Linked DNA regions of Mus musculus: all the other regions are linked to region 1. The links are chromatin loops, found by intact Hi-C in ENCODE. Cell type or tissue: gastrocnemius. All regions are shown on one strand. Region 1 has its middle 2.1 kb from the start of Ap3m2. Region 2 overlaps Kat6a (K(lysine) acetyltransferase 6A). Region 3 holds the start of Kat6a (K(lysine) acetyltransferase 6A).

Evidence for each region. A loop is a pair of places that touch in the nucleus more often than their neighbours do. Peaks named below come from ENCODE experiments on the same cell type or tissue, not always from the same donor. Only the 100,000 strongest peaks of a DNase experiment are listed, where the experiment ranks them.
Region 2: a loop joins it to region 1, with 2.6 times the contacts of the local background. A loop is called at or near these places in 3 of 42 quality-filtered maps.
Region 3: it touches region 1 in a loop (6-fold over the local background); 34 of 42 quality-filtered maps call a loop at or near these places.

What each region holds. Positions count from the first base shown.
Region 1 is chr8:22,806,539-22,809,038 of GRCm38, forward strand. It overlaps a transcript of Ap3m2 not described here. Among named protein-coding and RNA genes, the nearest start is that of Ap3m2, 2.1 kb to the left of the region's middle. In gastrocnemius, a CTCF peak has its summit at 1,409; DNase peaks (open chromatin) are centred at 248, 926, 1,476 and 1,555; H3K4me3 peaks cover 2,500 bases; H3K27ac peaks cover 2,500 bases.
Region 2 is chr8:22,931,503-22,934,002 of GRCm38, forward strand. It overlaps Kat6a (K(lysine) acetyltransferase 6A), which reads left to right. Exons shown (of 18, transcript NM_001081149.2): 16 at 613-1,212. Among named protein-coding and RNA genes, the nearest start is that of Ank1, 42 kb to the right of the region's middle. In gastrocnemius, no CTCF peak of the experiment used is centred here; DNase peaks (open chromatin) are centred at 971 and 1,384.
Region 3 is chr8:22,857,070-22,859,569 of GRCm38, forward strand. Kat6a (K(lysine) acetyltransferase 6A) reads left to right here and starts at 2,477. Exons shown (of 18, transcript NM_001081149.2): 1 at 2,477-2,500. All of the region lies in intron 1 of Gm46036 (a long non-coding RNA gene), which reads right to left. In gastrocnemius, no CTCF peak of the experiment used is centred here; DNase peaks (open chromatin) are centred at 1,128 and 2,299; H3K4me3 peaks cover 1,262 bases; H3K27ac peaks cover 1,168 bases.

The sequences.
Region 1 (2,500 bases):
CCTCAAATCAGATGGAAGGTGAGGAGTGATATTCTGACTCCTACAAGTGTTTCCATGCACAAATGCAAACGCGTACCTCATACATGCAAAAACGGGTGTGTGTGTGTGTGTGTGTTTATTTTCCCTTTCGTTTTGTTACTTGAGACAGTTTCGCTGAACAATTCTGGCTGGCCGGGAAGTCTCCAGATCGGGACAGCTTTGAACTGTTTCCCTCTGCCTCCCGCCTCCGGAGTGCTGGGATTAAAGGCTTGTGCTGCCCACCTGGTCGCTACTCACCCGGGGCCGGGCGCGCGCGGGGGAGGGGTGTGAGAAGAAATTTTAAAAATAATTTCAAAGCTTAAAAAAAAAAAAAAGAACGATTTGTGACATTGCCTCATACGTCCCGTTTGAAATTACAGAAGAAATAGTCATCAAATGAGAAGATTTCCGGAGGAAGAAAAGAGATTGGTCCAAAAAAAAAGAAGTTTTCAAATAACATACTTAGTTTCTAAGTAGTTATTTAGATAAAGATTACTCTCAGAAGCAAACCAAACCTCTGCTTTGCAAACATTTGTCTACTGTGTGCCAGACCCAGCTGCTTCCTGTTCATCAAATGTGGGTTTTTTTGTAGCTAGAAGTGAAGACCAGAAAAACTTCCTCTGTCAAGTCACCTCCTGGGTTTCCTTTTCTCTGCGTGGCTTACTTAGCATTGCCTGAGTGTTACAGGTGGCCTTTTTATCATTTGAGAATGAGTTTTCAAGTTTTGTTAAAAGTTGACTCAGTGAGATGTGACGCAGCTGCCCCAGAATTCCCTTCAGCATCTGCCTTTATTAAGTACAATGTAAGGAAGACCGTGACCACTCCCTCCCACAGACCAGACGCGGAAATGTGACTTTGTATAACTCGTCCTATGCTCCTCAGCACACAGACACCAGCCTATTTTTCTCTGCACACTGTTCCGCCTTCTCTCTCTTGATCTATTCTCTTAGGCTGTACTCCCCCCCACGCCCAGTTCCCCAGACAGATCTTGTAAGCTCCATCTGTCCTCATTCTAGGATTCCTCAGACAGCTTATAGGCGTGTGGACCTATAAGAACCTCCCAACTCCCAAATTCACGTGGCAGCCAAAGATTTTTTTTTTCTGGCGCTATAGATTTTTTTTTATTTTTTAAAAAGTTCCTTCATAGAATAGACAAAGTAAATATTGAGAATTTCATCAAAAATACAAGTTCTTTGAAAGTGCATAATCATTGAAAATAACCATCTGAAACACAAAACAAATCATCTTGATTGTTTACATAACCATTCTGTCTTTTCAGCCAAGAAAGCTCTAGCTGTTCAAATGTGAACGCCACTAGAAAAGCGACAATAGGGAGTCCCACGGAGCTTTTGCGCAGCGGCGGACTGGGCAGTGCGCTCTTGGCCACGGAAGGTGGCGCTGCTGAGCCTGCGGGGACAGGCTCTCTGGACCCAACCATCCTGGCTAAAAAAGAAACTTGCGGCTTCCACAGTGAATTCCCGGGGGTGACTCCTTTCTAGTCCACCGCAAAGGCGGGAAATAAAGCCGGCCCCCGCGGACAAAGCGGCGCCTCCACCCACGCAGCTGCGGGGAGTCGGGAGGGTAGGGGAGGAGGCGGAGGATGGTTGCCATGGCGACGAGCCAGCATCTGAAGCCGCTGAATGGACTCTTTGTTTTGAAGCCAGCTGACGGGTGGTGCGGTTTCTAAGGTGCAGGGGGAGGCGGGTCTCGCCGGAGTCACTCGGGTTGCGCTGCGGGGACCATCGGCTCCCACGCAGGCCTGCCCTGGGATGGCGCCGGACACCTGCTTCCTGTCCACATCGACTCCGCTAAGGACTGGGCGAGCAGGCTCAGGGAAGCCAAACAGAATCAGTTTGCCGGAAGAAAAACAGAAAGGGAGCTCCTTACAGAGACTAGAAGTGGCCAGCGCTGGCCTCTCCCTTGTGAAAGTTGGTCCCTGGGGCGAGCTGAAGGGGTAGAGATTTCCCTGAGTACTCAATAATCAGTATGTATGGTATGGGGTAGCGAGTGTGAGCGCTGGCGTGTGTATTTGCATTTCAGGAAGTGGTTGCTTAGGCAGCTGTGAGACTAGCGGTTGGGAAATGGAAACTCTCAGAGCAGCCTGTAGTTTTCAGTTTTGCCGTGTGTACTAAGCGCTATGTGTAAAGCAAAAGCAAAAGTTTAAACAAGTTTAAACAAGGAACGTCCGTGTGTTGGAATACCCTCTGTCTACCTAATGGGCTTTGGAACACTGGAGAGCACCCGAAACTTTATTTAATACTTGAATTTTAAAAAATATGCAGGCATAAACTGATACCACTAGCCTGCAGACAGGTCATCAGGCAAACGGAACAGCAAAACCTGCCGTCCTTCTCATCTTGTAGGATGCGGAAGGAGATCGTCATTATTGAAGAAGCTCATTGCATAATTCAGCCATAACAGCGTTCTTTCACCAAAGTTCTAAAGAAGATTTATAAGTAGGGAAGGTTTTTCTCAAAAGTTT
Region 2 (2,500 bases), 120 kb after region 1:
CCTGGCGCACGTTCCTATAGCCCAGCGGCTCTCAACCTGTGGTCATGACCTCTTCACAGGGTCTTCTAAGACCATGGGAAAACACAGATATTTACACTGTGATTCGTAACAGTAGCACAGTTACACTTATGTAGTAGCTATGAAATAATTTTATGGTTGGGGCTCACCACAACATGAGGAACTGTATTAAAGGGTGGCAACGTTAGGAAGGGTGAAAACCACTGTTATAACCTGTTCTTCCTAGTTTTTCAATTTTTCATTTCTATAAAATGTTATAATCTCATCTACCATCTATAAGATCACAAACACTTACTTTGATATCAAAGATGGCATTTTTTAGTAGTTATGAGCACAAGATAGAGTCAGAGTTCTGAATTTGGGCCTCCGGTTACCTCATTTAGAGACTAGCATCATAATACTTCATTGTATTGTTATGAGAAGTAAACTAATAATTAACTATAAATACATTTTTAAGTGGCCAAAGGGAAAGAGTATTCAGGGTAACTATTAAATACTTAATAATTTTTTTCCAAAGTTCTGTTTTCTTATCTTAACCAAGCAGACTGAAAAAAAATCAATGTTGTTTTTGTTTGTTTTGTTTTCCTTAATTAGGTGGGGAAGTCTGTGTCTCGGGAGAAAAAAGATCAGGAGTCTTCCTCTTTAATAGAAACTGACAAGAAGCCAGAAGTTAAGGAACTAGCCAGTTCTTCACGTTTGAGCAAACAGGCCCTTCCTCGGGACAGTCTTCCTGCAAATAGCCAGCCACCTCGGAGGGGCCGCTGTGGGAGGAAGAACAGAAAGACACAAGAACGCTTTGGTGATAAAGATTCTAAGATGCTTGTGGATGAGACACTATCCGCTTCTCAAGAGCAATATGGAGACTGCGAGGAAAAGTCAGAAACCTCCCAAGAACGGTTCACTGAGATGGAAGAGCAGTTGGCAGCCCCTCAAGTGCAAGCAGACGGGAAACCAGACATCCCCAAGGGGAGGTTCAGTGAGAGCGTTGAGTTGTGGCGAGGACAGCTGAAGAAAAGCCCTGAGACCCTGAAGTGCCGATTGCCAGAAGGAAATGACCGGCTTCCGTGCTGCTACACCGATGGTGACAGGGCTGTCTTTAGGGGCTTCAGCGAGAGCAGTGAGGAGGAGGAAGAGCCAGAGAGTCCCCGGTCAAACTCGCCACCAATTCTCACGAAGCCCACACTGAAAAGAAAGGTGATGCATCTTTGTGTTCGTCCTCTGTAGTTGAGGCTTGCTATGTGGCTTGCTGTGCCGTGCAGTTCTGCAGTAGAGCACACGAGGCTCATGCGCTGTCTCATAAACTCGTGCAGACGCACGAGGGCAAGTAACTAAAGTCCTGGAAAGTGTAGCTCCTGGTACGGTGGCACTGACTGCTTTTTGGCAGACATGTCCCAAGCTGTGGTCTGCATTGCCCAGGCCAGTCACAATGCAGGCTGCCACACTCCAGCCAGGAGAGGAGAGGCAGCTATCTCACCCAGAGCCACGAGGTCATTCCTTTCTGTAGCAGGGGTATTAAAAAGTGCAAGGCTGTTTAAAGGAAGACCTTTAAGAATGTATTTTAGATTTGCACCGTTAATGCAAAGACATAACACAAAATTCTCATAAGCTCCAGACTCTGTGCCTGTGTGAGGCACATTCGTCACAGTTCAACATAGGCGTTACTTAGTACAGACCATGCTTTATTCAGAGTTCTCGTTGGCCTCAGTGGCCTTTCTCTGCTTAGGATCCCACCGAACTTTCCATGTTATGTTAGTTATTCTCTTCTGGGTTGTGAATTTCTCAGACTTTGATTGTCTTTAGTATGACCTTGAAGGTTGTGAGTTCAAGTATTTTATCTGTTATCCATCATTAACTAGAATGAGGTAATGTATTTGAGAGTAAGGCAAAGGAGGCAGAGAAGCAAGCACTAGTCTCATCACATCATCTGGTGGGTATTGTATTGTGTGGCATATGGGAGTCAGGTAGAGGACTCCACTTTGCTGTTGGCCTTGGCCCTCCTGGGTTTCTCTGCTGCTGCTGTTACTTTGTTTCCCCTTTTTCCTGGGGAAGAGGAAAGGCATGAGTGCAGATCGGGCTTAGCCTGGGTGTGGCTACTCACTATAGCAGCAGAGCACCTGCATAGGTTACATAGGTCCCTTCTGCTGTCGCCATTAGAAAGGACCTGGTACTTGAGTTTGTAGCACTGTTTTAAACTTAGCGCCTCCCATCCAGCACTGGCCATGTTTGTTGTGTTGCTCCTGTTTATACTCACAGTATCATCGTCATGGCGAGTTTCTTTTGTTTTAAGTGCTTTCTGATAGTACAAGGTCCTACAAATTTATCTGAAATATTTCTTGCCTCCGCTGCAGAATCAGCCCTTCTCTAAGGAGCAGAGCTATTTTTACTCTAACTTGAAAATTCTCAGTAGATTTTGAAGTAGAGAAAAATTAAAGTGATTAACTCTCCTGTTGATTGCATGATCATAAAGAATGTATCTTTGCAG
Region 3 (2,500 bases), 51 kb after region 1:
CACATCAAAGCCTCCATTCTGATGAAAAGATCAGGACTGCAGTCAGGTACTCCCAGCTCACTCTCAGGATGGGAAACCCAAGGCTGCCAACGTGCTCACCTCTTCTGGGAGCACATTCAGGAGGACTTGAAGGTGCTGGATGATGCTTGTCTAACTGACTGACACCTGAGTGCCCCCAGTAACTGCACATTGCTTTCACCTTTGGTTTCTTAAATACTCCTGTCATTAGATTTTTAAAATTGTCTGTGATATTTAACATTCTACCTGGTGAATTTCTAAGTGATAAAATAATACTGTTAGTTTCAATCAAGTTATAATAAGGAAATTATGTCCTGGGTCACAGTCACTTAGAATGGACCCAGAATAAACTCTTTTATTCCCTTTAAGATGAGGACTGTAGCTTTTTTGATTGACAGAGGAAATAATCTTCAGCTGTCTGAATTGTCTCAAAGATCAACAAACAACACCCCCCCCCCCCAACTCCAGAGTTACACTAAATTCTGCCATTTCGGACAGCAGGTGGACTTGCAAAACTGATTTTTTTTGCTGCAAAACTTATAAAGATCTCTGAGTATGCCCTTTAGTAATGTATATCTAAAACAAACAAACAAACAAGCAAACAGGTGCGTGCGTGCATGCGTGTGTCCATTCTTGGAGGCCTGTGGATGATACTATGTGTCTTTGCCGTAACATTGTCTACCATATTCCCTTGAGATGGGGAGTCCACTGAGTCTTGATCTTGGTCATCCTCCTGTCTTCAAATTTCTCTTCCACTAGTAATGGAATACAATTTGGGGTTTGTAGAGAAGTGGTTTTGGGTGATCCAATAAACCTCTCCACAACTGCTTGTTATCAACATCAGTATAGGGCACTGCAGGCCCTTTGCGTGAGTTTCCCAGGCTAGTATTAATATGGAATAGTTTCAACAGTCTAGTGTGCATAGTCGTCTGGGCAAGAATTAGGGTGGAGGAGGGCTACTCAGATCTGAAAGCAGGGAATGAGGTTTGGAGACAGGACATGAGGTGAGGTGTAAACTTATTTCTCAGACGCTTACAAATGCTTATTCACTATAAGCGCTGTTTTGAGCCCTTGGCATCATGTTGGTTAGATGCTGGGATGCCAAATGGCACTGTCGAAGAACATTAACCTGGGAATATACTAAAAGCATTACGACTACACCTGAACTGTAAAGTGAATAAAGCACAAAACCAACAAAGTAATATCAAAGTTATGGCAGCGACTAGCAGGTGTTTTTTTCCTTTTTGGTAAAGCTATGATAAAATGAGGTGGCGGGGGGTTAACAGTCTAGGAAGGGGACATAAACCAAGTGCAAGGGTAGCAGCAATACAAGTCTCAAGCTGTTGAGCTTTAACGTCTTTCCAGGGAAGGGGTATGTGTGTGTGGGACTCAATCTCAAGAGTTTCTAGTGGACCAAAGACAAAGAAACAGGTAGCCAGTAGCGGAGAGGCTTGCCCTAGCCAAGAGTCTCTGCGGTTCAGCCATCAAACTGCACAGGGTAGGAAAAGAAGAGAAAGACCCAGGTTCCACAAGCAACCGTGCCATAATAGCTGTGTGACCTTGTCCAAGTCCTAGAAACCGAGCTCGGTGGGTGGTGTTTCTTATAAACATGTTTCCAAGGTTTAGTGACTTGCGGGCAGGGGGGTCAGTCAAGTGCCCTAGGTGGGCATCTTGTTGGCTGACAAGGAGTGTCCAACTTCGTGCCCTCTCCCCTTTCTAGCCAGACTATTCTTTGAACCACGGGGGGATGAGCAGCTGGAGTGCAGAGTGAGCAGAAAGGCGAAGGCAAAAGAAGGAACTCCTGCCACCCGCGTTCCCCCGCCCAGCCACGGAGCTCCCGAAGCCACTGTGTGTGTGTGTGTGTGTGTGTGTCCCCGACCCTGCAAGGCAGCCGCGGGTGCACGCCCCCGGGCGCTAACAAGGGCCTGGGAACCCGGGCGGACGCCGCGCGCCGGGAGCTCCGAGCTTCCTAGCTCCGAGGTTTCGGCGTCGCGCCGAAGCCGCCCCACCCAAGCGCCCGCCCGCCCGCCCGCCCGCCCGCCCGCCCGCTCCAAGTTTCCCGGGCTGTATAATCCGGGTGCACCTTCCGCCTGTGGCCTCGCCATTCTGCCCGATCGCTGCGCGTGAGAAAGGAGGAGGGGACGCCCCCAGCTGTTGGCCTCCAGCCCGGCCAACTCCCGCTTCCACCCGGGCTTCGGCCTTTTGTACCCGCCCCACGTGACCCGCCCAGCGGCTCCCTCCACCCCGCCCCCCGTGGCCCCGCCCTCCGGCCCTTCCCGGCGACGAGCCGGCTCTTCCAGCTACCGGCCGCCCCCCTCCCGCGCTCCTCCGCTCCCTCCCTCCCGCCCGCCCGCGCAGGCTGTTCCCGCTCCCTCCCCAGGCAGCCGTTCCCTCGCGACGCTCCCCTCCCCCCGCGGCTGTTCCGCCGCTTGGCCTCCCCTCCCCCCAGTCGGAGCTCACTGTCTCCAAGATGGCGGCCGTG